Regions from separate parts of the Homo sapiens genome. Here region 1 is linked to region 2. Evidence: chromatin loops called from intact Hi-C (ENCODE). Cell type or tissue: ovary. All regions are shown on one strand.

What was found. A loop is a pair of places that touch in the nucleus more often than their neighbours do. Peaks named below come from ENCODE experiments on the same cell type or tissue, not always from the same donor. Only the 100,000 strongest peaks of a DNase experiment are listed, where the experiment ranks them.
Region 1: a loop joins it to region 2, with 4 times the contacts of the local background. A loop is called at or near these places in 78 of 110 quality-filtered maps.

The regions. Positions count from the first base shown.
Region 1 is chr2:176,077,560-176,085,559 of GRCh38, reverse strand. EVX2 (even-skipped homeobox 2) reads left to right here and starts at 1,598. Exons shown (of 3, transcript NM_001080458.2): 1 at 1,598-2,210; 2 at 3,111-3,382; 3 at 4,722-8,000. The coding sequence starts at 1,784. The coding sequence ends at 5,453. RefSeq lists enhancers at 2,224-2,839, 6,004-6,645. In ovary, no CTCF peak of the experiment used is centred here; DNase peaks (open chromatin) are centred at 112, 4,679, 5,429, 6,089 and 1 weaker place; H3K4me3 peaks cover 682 bases; H3K27me3 peaks cover 1,553 bases.
Region 2 is chr2:175,686,050-175,694,049 of GRCh38, reverse strand. All of the region lies in intron 3 of LOC107985962 (a long non-coding RNA gene), which reads left to right. Among named protein-coding and RNA genes, the nearest start is that of LNPK, 310 kb to the left of the region's middle. In ovary, a CTCF peak has its summit at 3,749 (motif pointing left); no DNase peak of the experiment used is centred here.

The DNA.
Region 1 (8,000 bases), 390 kb before region 2:
ACGGGCGGACCTCCGCGTCCCATCCCCGTCCTCCCTCGCCTCCGCCTGTGTCCGCGAATCTCTCTCCGGCTGGGCCGTTGGCGGGTGGGCACAGTGCTTGGAGGGTCAGGGAAGGGTGGGCGCAACCGCGGGAGATGAGGAGCGGCCTGGAGTGAAGATTGATCTTCGTTAAAATGGTTGCCACCGGCGTCATTATGACTATCAAAGTTGTCGCCAAGAGGCTCAGCCTCCAAGCCCAGGCCGCAGAGAGCTGCTGTAAGGCTGTTCGGCGACTCTCTGCGCCCGGACCCAACGCTGGGAATACCTGTGGCCGCAGGTAAGGGGCTGGGGTTGATGAGGGGAGGAAAGAGAGAAGGAAGAAAAGCAAAGGGGAAGGGAGGGCAGCGGGGAGGTAGGGGAAGAAGGCTGTCTCCTCTTTCCTCTTTTGACCTCGAAATCCAGCGCCTTTGCCGCAAATAATTCTATTTGAGGAGGGAGGGGAAAATCTGGCAACGTGAGCGTGGATTCGGAGCGCCCGTATGGCGCTGTAAATCTCCACTGTGTTTAAAGTTAGCTGTCGAATTCTGCTATCAAATCGTCCAGCCTAGTTCGTTTCCCCTCAGGAAAATGCGTAGGCGAGAAGGCTTTCTATCAGCAGGATTATAAAAGTAAAAAACCGGGGACTTCGAGTTCAGATCTCACTCTGCAGACGGTGTTAGAAAATCAGAGAGGACCTAATGATTTCCGTTTGGAGGCGCGGGCCCAATGCACCTCCGCGGCCACGTAGCAAGAAAGCGCTTTCAAAACTCTAGGATATTTCTATTTCTCTCTCTCTCTCTCTCTCTCTTTCTCTCACTCCGTCTCCCTCTCCCTTTCTCCCTCTCTCCCTCTCTCCCTCTCTTCCGCTCTCTCTCTCTCCCGGGGTGGGAGGAGAGCATTTAGGCTGAGGTGAAGAAATAGGGAGGGAAAGAACTCCGGCGTCCTATTTGTTAAATAAAATACATATTTGGTTCCGAAATCCGAAAGATAAGTAATCCAGATAGGAGAGGCGCAAGGTCTTCTCCTTACGCAACTCTTCCTGCATCCTCCCCCTTATCTCCCCCCACTTATGCCCCCAGCTTGTAAATGGTAAAAAAAAAAAAAAAAAAAAAAAAAAAAACCAAACCTTCCCGAGGACCTACTCTGGAAAGTCAAACCATTATCTATTATTTAATACGTATCTGTGTCCAAGGAAAAATGAAGAAGGCGCTGCATGATTAGGACCTAAGGGGCAACCTAGCAAACTGAGAGCGTAATGATGCCCCTAAATGAAGGGGGAAATGTGCCGCGGCGCGCTCTATTAATCAGACTGTCAATTTCACCCCCGAGGCCAAACCCCCGGGCGAGCAGAACTGGCTCGGAGCGGGCAAAGGACCGGAGCCTTCCTCCTCACTTGTCTCTTCTCGCCTCCTACCTGGATCTATTTGTCTGCTCTGAAGCTGCCTTCATTACCCACTGACAGGAGGGTGTATTTATTTGCTTATAAACCTGTTACAATAAATGATTATTCGAACAGCGTCATTCGTACCTTAATGACGAGCGGGCGCTACTTTTTGATGAATGACATCTCGGGATCGGAAGGATGTATGGGTCATTTTGACCAGTCATTCCCTCGCTCTGGCATCCCACAATTTTTCCGCCTCCCTCCGAAAGCGATAATAATATTTAGAGGCGTTCGCTGGGGCTGAATGAGAATTAGCCCTAGGCGCAGCCTATCATTAGGACGGGACAGCAGGGCCACTGTGACATTTTTAAGAAAGCTGAGATGATGGAAAGAATAAGAAAAGAGATGATTCTGATGGAGAGAGGGCTGCACAGCCCTACGGCGGGCAAGAGATTCTCCAATTTGTCCAACTCGGCTGGCAATGCTGTGCTCGAGGCCCTGGAAAATTCGCAGCACCCGGCTCGCCTAAGCCCGCGCCTGCCGTCTGCCCCCCTGCACAGCGCTCTGGGAGAACTCCCCGCCAAGGGCAAATTCGAAATAGACACTTTGTTCAACCTGCAGCACACGGGCAGCGAAAGCACCGTCTCCTCCGAAATCTCCTCCGCCGCCGAGAGCCGCAAGAAGCCGGGCCATTATTCAGAGGCGGCCGCTGAGGCCGACATGAGCAGCGACGTGGAGGTGGGCTGCTCCGCGCTTCGCTCCCCCGGGGGCCTCGGCGCCGCTCAGCTTAAGGAAAACAATGGCAAAGGTAACCGCGCCGGCCGCACCGCGCTCTCCAGTCCCATCCTCTTTGCTCCTCCGCGGCCCCCGCCAGCCTTTCCCGGTGCCTTTTCCCCTCTCAGACCCTCCACAGGCAAGCTACACCGAGCTAGCACGGGCGGGGGCGGGACGCATGTCTGGGACCGTGCCTTCCAGTTCTGCTCCTTGAGCTTTCCCGCCAGGCTCAGGCCTGCGGAGCCTGGAACACCAGGCCCACCCGCCCTCGCTCCTGAGTCCGAGAAAATGTTTCTGCGCTCGTGTCTAAGAGCCCGAGCGAGCCGGTAGACCCCTAGTCAGCAGCCGAGTTGCTTTTGGGAAAGGTACCCTGGGCAACTACTCTGAACTCCCCTGCCCCTGTGCCCTCAGGGCTGGAGGGGGCATTCTTCTGGGTAAGTCGGAGGAAGCCTCGCCGGCGTCTCTGTTTAGGTCAGCGGGAGAAAGAGTTGAAAAGTATATTTCACCCCCTATTGGCTTGGGTTTGAGCTACTGCTGTGTTGGAACTCTTAAAATATTTGAAACCCCGAAGACTCAGATAAAGGTTAGAGGCCGTATAAAAAGCTGCCCTGCGGTCTCCAGACCATGGGAAACCCAGAGCTTCCCAAACTGCGCCCAGAGGTAGGCATTTTCCCTCGGCCACTTTTCCTCCTTGGTTGAAAATTTCTAATTATTAAAAAAGAAATCTCCTAATTCCGTTTCTATTATTTGCTTATGAAGGGCTCCCCAAACTTTATTGATTCCATTAACGGCAGCAATTTGTAAGCATGACAGACCCCATCAATTCCGGCAGCGACTCTCCTTCCTGACGGGGCTTCCCCGATCCGCGCGCAGCGCCAGCGCCGGGCTGTTGGTCCTACAGCCACTCATGCGCTGTTGGTCGTTTGTTTGCCAGGGTACGCAGAGAGCGGCTCGGCTGCCGGCACCACGACGTCGGCGTCGGGCTCAGGCCTCGGAAGCCTGCATGGAGGCAGCGGAGGCAGCGGCGGGAGCGCGGCGCTGGGTGGCTCCGGCTCTGGCGCGGATCAAGTGCGGCGCTACCGTACGGCGTTCACCCGCGAGCAGATCGCGCGCCTGGAGAAGGAGTTCTACCGGGAGAACTATGTGTCGCGGCCCCGCCGGTGCGAGCTGGCCGCGGCACTCAACCTGCCCGAAACCACCATCAAGGTATCAATTCCAGTGCATGCCTGCTCTGGCCTCCCCGGGGGCATCTGGGTTGATTGTTTCTTTTTCCCCTTTCCCCTTTCTGGGTGGCTAGATTTAGCTAAGGGTCTGGAAATCCGCGGGGGGTAGTCACCAAAGGAATTGGCTTATTTATTTCCCGGCCACCGAATCCGAACGGTTGTCCGGCCTGACGGATCTAAGAAGGCCCCCGAATGGTGACTCCAATGCTGAAAGCACTCGCCCCTGCTCCATTGTGCCCAACGCCTGGCCAGATGCCCCCTCGCCCATACCCACGGCCCCACTTTCCCCTAGGCGGCAAGCCCAGTTGGTCTTTGTTCCTCAAGCAGGAACCAGAGGTGAAACTTTTCATTTGCTCTTGAGCTTGGAGATTTATTTTCCGCATAAATCGTTACACGGAGAAAAGGATACTGTATCTTTAAAATCGATTGGTTTGAGACAGTAGTTTCCTGAACATTTTCCTCTTGGGCAACGAAAAAAGGGCAACCTCCTGCGGGGAAAAATGCAACGAAATTGTCCTTATTTATATATAACTTTAGGTTATTAATTTTATTATACGTCTGGGAGAGATAGCCGGGAGGTTAGGCGATTTGGTGAGCCCTTCATGGAGCGTTCGACACTGCAGAAAAAAGAAAAAATCTCCACGGGGTAGGGGAGGAGTGTGGAAGTCTCCCTCTGGTTTGATCGGGCTTTCTTTAATTTAGAGTTGTGACGAATGATGTCTTTATTAGATAGTGTTGGGAGGGGTGGAAACGTCCCCTTCCCCGTTTATGGAGACATTGCTCTACCCACTCATTTAAGGCAAACGATTCCAACAAAATCATCCCTTCAATATCAAAATCGGACCCGTGCCCCTAGGGGCAGGTCCTTGCAGTTCGGAGGGCTCAAGACTTCGCGCGGCGACCTCTCAGAAAAGCTGAGCGGCAGCCTCTCTTCAAAGGCTGCCCAGAATCCCCGTACAAATCCTGGGATTGAGAGACGGGTGCTCAGCGAGACCGGCACTGGTGGGTGGCGGGAGGGAGAGGAAAGGTTGGATTGGGACAAAAAAGTGCAGCAAGAAGTAAGGGAATAAAAGCCTGAGGAGCAGCAGCAGCCGGACGCGGGGGAGAGGACCCTCTTCGTTGAGGACGGTGTGCCCACGGCGGTCCACACACTGCCGTCCACACTTTCCCAGCTGGGAGACCACAGGGTACTCGGGGTTGGGCTTGGTCGGAGAGAAGTAGACCAAGCCATTCAGAGGTCCGGAAGGGGCAGAGGTCCTGGGACAGGAGCTGGGAACACGGGGCGCTCCCTAACCCAGGCTGCGGCGCGTCTCTCCCCGCAGGTGTGGTTCCAGAACCGGCGCATGAAGGACAAGCGGCAGCGCCTGGCCATGTCCTGGCCGCACCCAGCCGACCCCAGCTTCTACACCTACATGATGACGCACGCGGCCGCCACCGGAAGCCTGCCCTACCCCTTCCACTCGCACGTGCCGCTGCACTACTACCCGCACGTGGGCGTCACGGCGGCGGCGGCCGCGGCTGCAGCCTCAGGCGCGGCGGCCGCGGCTTCGTCGCCCTTCGCTACTTCCATCCGGCCACTGGACACCTTCCGCGCCCTCTCGCACCCCTACTCTCGGCCGGAGCTGCTGTGTAGCTTCCGCCACCCTGGTCTCTACCAGGCTCCCGCGGCCGCCGCGGGGCTCAACAGCGCGGCCTCTGCCGCGGCAGCCGCGGCAGCCGCAGCGGCTGCGGCCTCCTCGGCGGCGGCGGCCGGCGCGCCCCCCAGCGGCGGCTCTGCACCCTGCTCGTGCCTCAGTTGCCACAGCAGTCAGTCGGCGGCGGCAGCCGCGGCAGCAGCTGCCGCAGCCCTGGGTTCCCGGGGTGGCGGTGGCGGCGGCGGTGGTGGTGGTGGCGGCGGCGGCGGGGGCGCCGGGGCCGGGGGAGGCTCGGACTTCGGCTGCAGCGCGGCGGCGCCGCGTTCCGAGAGCGGCTTCCTGCCCTACTCGGCCGCGGTGCTTAGTAAGACGGCCGTGAGCCCGCCGGACCAGAGGGACGAGGCTCCGCTCACCAGATAACTACGTCGCCACCGCCAGGGGGCCGCGCCCGCCTCTCTGAGTGTGCCCGGGAGTCCCCTGTGCGCCCCCTGAGCCCTCCGCGCGTTGCCCGCTGCTGCCGCTGCCGCCAGGGGGCGCCCCGGGGCGCGGGAGGCCGAAGGGAACCTGCTCCGAATTGGGGGAGAAGGAGCAGGCGCAAAAGCCTGGCGGGCATCCCCCTAAATTATTTCTATTTTTGTATTTGCCACCCAGCCGTCTGCCCTTCTCTCTCTTTTCTGGCTCCCGGGACCCACTTTCCACCTCTGTCCTGAGCGCTTGGTTTCCCAAAGACCAACCCCTCGCCCCCTAAGCTAGTCCTGGCTGTGCACTCTCAGGTCCGGGTTGCTTGGCTGAACGGCGTGGCCCGAAGCAACGGAGAACCACAACAAAGACAGAGGGGGATGCTGTGCGCTGGTGCTTGGGGGCGGGGGAGGAGTCGCCCCGGAGGTTTCTCGCTGCTGCTGTTTTTCTTCCTTTTCTTTCAACGAGGGTGGGGGAGGTGGCAAACGTTCTTTCAGCCTGAGCTTATTAGGGACCCTGCCCGAAGAGTGCGGGAGAACGGAGGTCTGATAAGGCCGGGAGGACGGATGGAGAGCGTGGGCAGCGGTGGTTGTTTGTGAGATTGTTTACTACGTTCAGGAGCAAGGCGGGTAGGGATGTGGCCGCCTTCCCCGGGAAGGACAAAGCCGAGGTGCTGGAAGGGGTGGCCGTTGCGCCGCCTCCTTTTCGGTCCAACACCTTTCTCTCTTTTGGTCTTTGGTTTCAGTGCTGATGGAATGGAAGCATCTTGCATATTTTATGCAAAAAGTGATGGCAAAAGAGGTTGCCACGGCCAGGGAAGGGAAAGGAAGGGAGTTGGGGTAGGGGTAAGACTGATAGATCGCTGTAGTATTTGGAGAGGCGTTTTCAGCTCAGTTTTCCAACTACCGGGTTCCACTCGATCTGGGAAATACTTGAATCTCTAGATATATTAATATTATCCTAAAGCATTTCCTTAGACACTTTTCTAAGTTAGAACTCTCTATGTCCCTCGTCCCCTTCTCTCCTCGCTTTCCTTTTCCTCGGGTGAAATGGTTCTTGGCATATTTCTCACGCATGTCTATTGCGCCTTCGCCTCTGCAAAGCCACCGCTGGGTTGCTGAGACCCGCTCTGCCAACCCGGCTACTGGAGGGGTTTCCTTGAACTTGAAGAAAGGTACATCAAAACCCACTAGTGTTAACTGCCACGTCAAGTTTGATGCTAATAATGTGCAGATTATGACGAAAATTGCCAATCATGCTCTCTGATGGACCTCCTTTGAATGTGGAATTGGAGAAAAGTTCCCCGCACGGAGACCTGCTGTCAAGTACTAACAACCCGCTAAGGGAAGTCATTAGGAGAGACGGATAAGAGACTCGGTACATAAAACATTGTTCTTGGTGCATAGAATGTATGTTATTTAATGTTATCTCTGTTACCTGAAGTGATTTCGCAGAAGAAAGCCACGTTCTTATCATCTCAATTGCCGATTTTCATTTTGGTAACTTGGACGCCCTGGGTAGACTTTTCTCTGTTAAGTTGATATTCCACCAGTGTGAACAGCCTCATTAAATCAAGCCCAGATATTTCCATAATGCTCCCCGCAGAGCCACTTGGCTCCTCACATAATGAGATTTTCTGAAGAGTTGAAGCCCTAAAATAACTTGCTAGTGCATGTTTAGACCCAGCGAAGTGGGTATGTGTGTGTACGTGTATTAAAATGTAGGTAGGCTACCTACATGTGTTTGTGTATGTGTATATATATGTATATGTATGTATATGCATATATATATCCGTGCTCTTAAATACATATGTAAGAGATACACACATATTCATGTATACATACACATTGGCACTATTTTCTGTGGTTTATTTCAGATTTGTGTCCTGCCATCATATTGTTATTTTAAAGACACTGGATTTTAAAATATCATTTCCTAAATATAGGCTTTCAGTAAACTTTTGAAAGAATTAGTTTTCCAGGAGAAATTATTTCCATCAAATGGAAAATACATAAAGGGGAAACAGTATTTCGAAATTCCTGGGGTCTATTAAAATATTACCATAAAATATTAGAGAACTTTCCAATGAAATAGCAATGATCTAAAACTTAAGTTTTTGTTTTTGTTTTTAAAAACATGAGACTACTTATGTAAAATATTGATTATACCAGCTCTTATTCACTGAGTTTACATTTTTAAAAATATTAATATATAATTTAAGGCTAAATAAAATAAACCAAAATATGGTACCCTTTATCAGCTTTACCTATTTAGATTGTTAAAGTCCTTTGTTATGATCAGCTAACAGATGTATATAAGGTACTTTAGGCAGTAATGTTTACATTTCCCCCAAAAAATATATATGATTGATGAGAACGCTGGTTGGTAAAATTAACATAAATTCATCATTTGTTGGGTCCATTGGATCTGGTTATTATATTGAAATAAAATTGTAAATAAAGTCTTCGTGCTTTAAATATTGCTGGATGTATGAACTCACTGTAAGAT
Region 2 (8,000 bases):
GAAGCCTCAGGAGCCGATGCAATCAACTGGAAGAAAGGGTATCAGTGATGGAAGATGAAATGAATGAAATGAAGCGAGAAGGGAAGTTTAGAGAAAAAAGAATAAAAAGAAATGAGCAAAGCCTCCAAGAAATATGGGACTATGTGAAAAGACCAAATCTACGTCTGATTGGTGTACCTGAAAGTGATGGGGAGAATGGAACCAAGTTGGAAAACACTCTGCAGGATATTATCCAGGAGAACTTCCCCAATCTAGCAAGGCAGGCCAACGTTCAGATTCAGGAAATACAGAGAATGCCACAGAGATACTCCTCGAGAAGAGCAACTCCAAGACACATAATTATCAGATTCACCAAAGTTGAAATGAAGGAAAAAATGTTAAGGGCAGCCAGAGAGAAAGGTCGGATTACCCTCAAAGGGAAGCCCATCAGACTAACAGTGGATCTCTCGGCAGAAACCCTACAAGCCAGAAGAGAGTGGGGGCCAATATTCAACATTCTTAAAGAAAAGAATTTTCAACCCAGAATTTCATATCCAGACAAACTAAGCTTCATAAGTGAAGGAGAAATAAAATCCTTTACAGACAAGCAAATGCTGAGAGATTTTGTCACCACCAGGCCTGCCCTAAAAGAGCTCCTGAAGGAAGCGCTAAACATGGAAAGGAACAACCGGTACCAGCCGCTGCAAAATCAAGCCAAAATGTAAAGACCATCGAGACTAGGAAGAAACTGCATCAACTAACGAGCAAAATCACCAGCTAACATCATAATGACAGGATCAAATTCACACATAACAATATTAACTTTAAATGTAAATGGACTAAACGCTCCAATTAAAAGACACAGACTGGCAAATTGGATAAAGAGTCAAGACCCATCAGTGTGCTGTATTCAGGAAACCCATCTCACGTGCAGAGACACACATAGGCTCAAAATAAAAGGATGGAGGAAGATCTACCAAGCAAATGGAAAACAAAAAAAGGCAGGGGTTGCCATCCTAGTCTCTGATAAAACAGACTTTAAACCAACAAAGATCAAAAGAGACAAAGAAGGCCATTACATAATGGTAAAGGGATCAATTCAACAAGAAGAGCTAACTATCCTAAATATATATGCACCCAATACAGGAGCACCCAGATTCATAAAGCAAGTCCTGAGTGACCTACAAAGAGACTTAGACTCCCACACATTAATAATGGGAGACTTTAACACCCCACTGTCAACATTAGACAGATCAACGAGACAGAAAGTCAACAAGGATACCCAGGAATTGAACTCAGCTCTGCACCAAGCAGACCTAATAGACATCTACAGAACTCTCCACCCCAGATCAACAGAATATACATTTTTTTCAGCACCGCACCACACCTATTCCAAAATTGACCACATACTTGGAAGTAAAGCTCTCCTCAGCAAATGTAAAAGAACAGAGATTATAACAAACTATCTCTCAGACCACAGTGCAATCAAACTAGAACTCAGGATTAAGAATCTCACTCAAAACCGCTCAACTACATGGAAACTGAACATCCTGCTCCTGAATGACTACTGGGTACATAACGAAATGAAGGCAGAAATAAAGATGTTCTTTGAAACCAATGAGAACAAAGACACAACATACCAGAATCTCTGGGACGCATTCAAAGCAGTGTGTAGAGGGAAATTTATAGCACTAAATGCCCACAAGAGAAAGCAGGAAAGATCCAAAATTGACACCCTAACATCACAATTAAAAGAACTAGAAAAGCAAGAGCAAACACATTCAAAAGCTAGCAGAAGGCAAGAAATAACTAAAATCAGAGCAGAACTGAAGGAAACAGAGACACAAAAAACCCTTCAAAAAATTAATGAATCCAGGAGCTGGTTTTTTGAAAGGATCAACAAAATTGATAGACCACTAGCAAGACTAATAAAGAAAAAAAGAGAGAAGAATCAAATAGACACAATAAAAAATGATAAAGGGGATATCACCACCGATCCCACAGAAATACAAACTACCATCAGAGAATACTACAAACACCTCTACGCAAATAAACTAGAAAACCTAGAAGAAATGGATAAATTCCTCGACACATACACTCTCCCAAGACTAAACCAGGAAGAAGTTGAATCTCTGAATAGACCAATAACAGGATCTGAAATTGTGGCAATAATCAATAGCTTACCAACCAAAAAGAGTCCAGGACCAGATGGATTCACAGCCGAATTCTACCAGAGGTACAAGGAGGAACTGGTACCATTCCTTCTGAAACTATTCCAATTAATAGAAAAAGAGGGAATCCTCCCTAACTCATTTTATGAAGCCAGCATCATCCTGATACCAAAGCCGGGCAGAGACACAACCAAAAAAGAGAATTTTCGACCAATATCCTTGATGAACATTGATGCAAAAATCCTCAATAAAATACTGGCAAAACGAATCCAGCAGCACATCAAAAAGCTTATCCACCATGATCAAGTGGGCTTCATCCCTGGGATGCAAGGCTGGTTCAATATACGCAAATCAATAAATGTAATCCAGCATATAAACAGAGCCAAAGACAAAAACCACATGATTATCTCAATAGATGCAGAAAAAGCCTTTGAAAATAATAATAATAATAATAATAACAATATTGAAACACATATAACTCTATAAAGTAGGCTCTGTTTTTTTCTGATTTCAGATGAGGAAACTACAGCATGGGCAGGTAAATATGTTGATCAAGTTGACTTAGCTTTTAGGCCAATACTACTTAAATAGTTTGCTCTTTCTGTAGCATGAACTTAGATTTTTAGAAACAATTGTGGCCAGTAACACAATGGAAAGGCATCATCTACATTCCAAATCGACCAGACTAGAATTGTGTCCTGCTGTGTTGTGTTAGTGGTGCCATGTCAGTTCCCAATGATAGTGATTAACAGTAACATTTGGAGAAAGGACAGCAGTGGAGAGTGAGAATGTAGCTTTATCATTGTGAAGAGCTGAGACAGTAGCAAAAAGTTTCAGGATAGACTATCTGAGAAATGAGTGGGACTTGGATTTTGGCCACTCATTGATTCGTCCAGAAAATATTTAATGAACATTTACTGTGTGCCTGGCATGCTGTTCTCAACCGTGAGGACCATGGTGAGCACAACAGATGAAGCCCTTCCTGTAATGTAGATAACATGGCCTCCAAAGGTACTTCACACTAATAATTTTTACTTCCATTGTCTGAAAATTTAGTTGTTCACAATCCTCTGCTTTTGAGGATGTTCTTTCTGTGTTTCAGTTACTTCTCTAGGATTTTCTTCCTATAAACTAGTTTATCTTCTGATGCACAGAAAGGGACTATATTCGTGTGGTCTGTAAGATCAGGGGAGGAAATAGCTCTTGCAGGTTATTTAAAACGTGCATGAAGATATGCAGGCACGGCTTACACAGCCCTGGGCTTCAGCCCAAGAATGTGCTGATCATGTCCACAACTACAACTGCATAAAGACCCACATTAAAACAGTAATAACAGAGAAATGAAGGGGAAAAAAGTCACAGAGACAAAGCAGAAATGGTTCTTGAATTAAATCACTTTTATCTGAGCTCATTCGCTTAAGGATGCAATCAGCTCACTATTTCAGCAGCTTGGGACCTTAGAAATGTATTTCAAGATTAATTATAAAATGAATTCTTTAAAATGGAAAAATACACTACTTTCCTATTACTCTTAACAAGAGTCTAAGGTTAATGAAGCTTTGAGGCAGTTTAGTGGTTTGACTGCCACCTACTGTTCATTTTTTGCCATAACTCACATGTAGCTTGGGCAAGAGGTAAGAAAAATGCCTTGGGCAAACCATTTTGTAAAAAAGTATTTTAACATATGTGCTGTAATGTAACTATTTAAACATTTTAAGGGATTGAGAGAATGTGATTGATTCCATTTCAAATTACTGTATTTGTCATAGTAGTTTATGAGAGCCCAGTGGTTAAAAATGCAAATTATAAGGCATTCTAATATATATATACACACACATATATATATACACACATATATACATGTGTATATATATGCATGTATATATATGTATGCACAGGGCATTTCATTTAGTCCTGACAAAGCATTATACTTGAAATTTATAAAAATATGCCACAAACACAAATGCATCAACCTGAAAATATCATCTCATGAAGCTGGCATCTGATCTTTAAAACGGAAAAGAGATCTCCATCATCACACTTTTATGCTTACATGGCTTGTGAAGACTTCAAGAATATAAGCACTTATTCTGTCAAAATAAGGAGATCAAGTACTAGCCATCTCCAGCTAATTCAGAATGCCCCAGACTTTTGATAGAAATCTGTTCAGTTAACACTGCAGCAGTCATGATATTCTGTTAAATGCTTAAAGTTCAGAAGGCAGAATGGTTGTGCATTTTTTTCTCTCTATTATCTAAATTTCTTAATTCAGAGTAATAACTCATTTTCCGGATGTGACAATGCTATTTACTGTTTAAATATAGAATCTTGGTGGAAACTTTATAAACATGTCATTCCTAAGGCACATTTTAAAAAATGTCTACATGAGTCTATGTGAGTTATTTTATTTTTAAAATTGTACCTTTTCAAGCCTTTGTACTAAATTATGCATATAAAAAATTGCAAACTGTTTATGTGTTATTACTGATGTATTGTATATCTTTATATGCTTTTGTATTTACAAATATATTTGTAGATTGTTTCATTCATACTAAAATCTGCTTATATTTATTATATTTTTTAAAGCACAAAGAAAAAGTCACCTAGAATATTTTGGCATTGTTAAAATGTGCCTCCTGCTAAAACTATGTTGCAGTTTTCAGTATGAAATGGTGTCAATAAATTTCAACATTCTAGAATATCTTCAATTAACATTTCTTTTCTCTGCTAGGGACAGTTATAGAATAGTGGTAGCTTCATTTGTTAAGACAATCTTGATGAAAGAAAACATCAATATCCTCGTTCATTTTTTGCCATAATAGTATTTTTTTTCTGATGTATAAAATAGCCATCTTGGATTTCAGAATCACTGTTATTAGGCCTTTCTCTCTCTATATATAGTTTTCAGATAAATGCACATTGTTTAAAAATGTGTCCTTAGTGATGCCAATAATATAGATACAAAATGAAAGCTTTTCATGTGGATTTATTTACAGTGATGCTGATAAAATTTATAAAAATGATATAAGATGATATTAAGCAACATGAGCAAATTTGATCAAATATTCATTCTATAGCTTCCCCCTAAGTGATTCCATCCAATAACAATGACACTAATCCAAAGCCAAAGAAAAATAGTTTTACCTAAAATGTTGGCAAAGGAGCTGGAACAAATAGAATTAAGCTGACCTTTTAATAAATGTCTGTTTATTGATTTAAATTCACTTTTTTCTTTTTCTGAGCAATGCTGACGAGGCCTGTTAGAATACAAGCATGTATAATAACTTGGACACAACCATTTTTACTTCTTTTGTGTGTCATTACTGAAAGATTGAAGCAAGCTTCACCTAAGTGTAGTGATGCAAAAATAATAGTATCCCAGTCTGGCTGCGCAAGAGTGGAGGCAAACAAGAGCTTCATATTAAAGTGCCTTCTAGGTAGCTGACATGACGCATCTAGTCAGACGTAAATAATGACAGACGGAAACTATCATGAGGTCTGTGAAGCATCAACATACTGCTATCATTTTCTCTCTAACCTTGCCTTGCTAGCAGCTCTCAGCCTTACAGGCTGAGAGATCATTTAAAAAGCAAATCCTAATGACTCTGCCCACTGTAACAACAGTCAGCAAGATTGGCATCAATTTAGCTCAGTTTAGAAACTCAGAATAACAGCCATTGTTGACTTGCAACACCCTAAACTCCAGTTTTTCTCCACAAATCAACCCCGTCCCCAGTGCTACCCCTTCCCCATGGCTATTTCCATGCCTTGGAAAAAGATTCTCCTCGCTGGTAGGAAAATGGTTCATCTCAGTTACTCACTTGGCACTCCATATGTAATTTCTTAGGCTGCACTTATTTTTCTGGATGAGCCCATTTGGTACAAAATGCTTTAAACTTTCCCTCCCTCTTTTCATGCGACACACATTATTTTGTGTATATTATGTATGCACAGGGTAACAGTGGGTAAATAATATCCCAGTGTCCCTGTAGCTTAAGCCTAACATGGTTATGGTTCAGATAAACACGTCTGTACATAGCTGCCATAATCAATGTGGAATGGCAGAACAATTTTGCAGATGCAGTCCCAGGAAGAAAAAAAAAGAAAGCTGTCTTGTCCAGATTCAATAGAATCTATTCACCAAGAAAACCCGCGATAAAGCAGTTGCACGTTTTATTTGTTAAAACAGTGATGACTTTGCAAGCCGGAGGGAACTGAAGCTGATGTACAATAGGATAATAGCATTATCACTTTGCAAATCAGCATGTGGCTTTGCTTGGGTGCCAGCAGAAGGGCACGGGGGTTCTAAGAGCTCTAGCTGGCGAGTTGGAAAGGCAAGATCAAACTGCCTGGTTGTGAGTGAAAATGTATGAGGATAAATTGCCATGAGTCTCCTTCTGCTTGGTTAAAAACAGATTGCATATGTGTGTTTTCACTGAGGTGAATGGTTGGGCTTGGGTTTGTGTGTGAGTATGTGTGTGTCAGGGGCGGGGTGGTTAGGAAGCAGAATAATGGGGAGGCTCACAATAGCCCATCTTAATGGAGAGCTATTGATCTCGTTTCATAACACTTTAATCTCCACCTAAACATCTTACTTACCTTGTGTAAAAGAGATGCCAAGTTGAAATAAATATAAACACACAATATTTTAAGTACTTTTGAATTTTGCATGGTAATAAATATTAACGCAGTTTGTGACTCCCAAAGAAAATAGAAGGCACTTAATTCTGTTGTTGAAATCAGGTACTGTGCAGGTTGATTTCCCGAGGTGAAAATGAAAAATGCACTATTTGGACTAAAATTTAGATTTAATAAATAACTAATTTAGGATCTTGTTCTACATGCAAGGATATAATCACAAGGCATTTGTTTTTAAAAGGTTTCATTTATTCTTGTGAGCTTAATTATTGCAAGGAAACTGTGAGCAATTTGTTTTTTACCAGTGTCTGATTTCTGAGAATGGTTATTAAATATTAAATGGATGCATAATTCAGGCAATTAAGAAAGTAATCACACAAAGTAATGTAATGGAAGTTAATTATTACTGCATAAGCAAATAGTTCATTAATGCTAGTAGTTGCTATGGCTGCATTCTTAATACATGCAGAACTGAAGCATGAATCCTCTGTGTATTCAAGGAGCTGGTAGGAAGTGTGATGCTACACAGAGAGAGTGCCACTAATGAAAAACAGAAGCAAATAAGGCCATATTGACCCCTGACTTGTCTAAATAAGGTGGGATCATCATTACTTCAGAGAGTTTTATCGAAACCACGATTGCACTAGCTGCTTATAATTTTTTTGGTTGGTAACACAAACCACGACTTAAGCCAGGAGAAGCCAGGAGGAATTCAGCTTGTTAAAACAAAAATCATCAATTGTACCTCCTCTGTTTTGTTTTGTTGTTTAAAACCAACCTTTTTGTTAAATAGCTTAAGTCATCATTTGTAACTTAAAAGGACTCCATAGATCTTTTTATATATATAAAAGCATTCGAGCTGGTAACATATCTTATTTTGTCCTGCTGTTCAACCCCAAGTGAACATTTTGACATGTCTTTGCTAACACTACCTCTCTAAAGCACTATGCTTTATAAAGTTTATTTTATATTAATTCAACACATACGGGTTCCGGTGCTTTCCAGACCTGGTGCTGCTGTGAGGCGTCAAGGTGGCCAGAGCAGGCCAGGCAAGGCAGAAAGGGAGGAGATGGAGCAGTGGTGAGGATTCAGCCCAGAGCCTCCAGGGCTGCGCCAGGCCCTCCTCCAGAGGAGATCAACCCGTTTACAGGTTTAATTTTTAACGACCCAAAACTACCCAGGGCTCATGCTTTCCTGCAGCATTGCCATTGC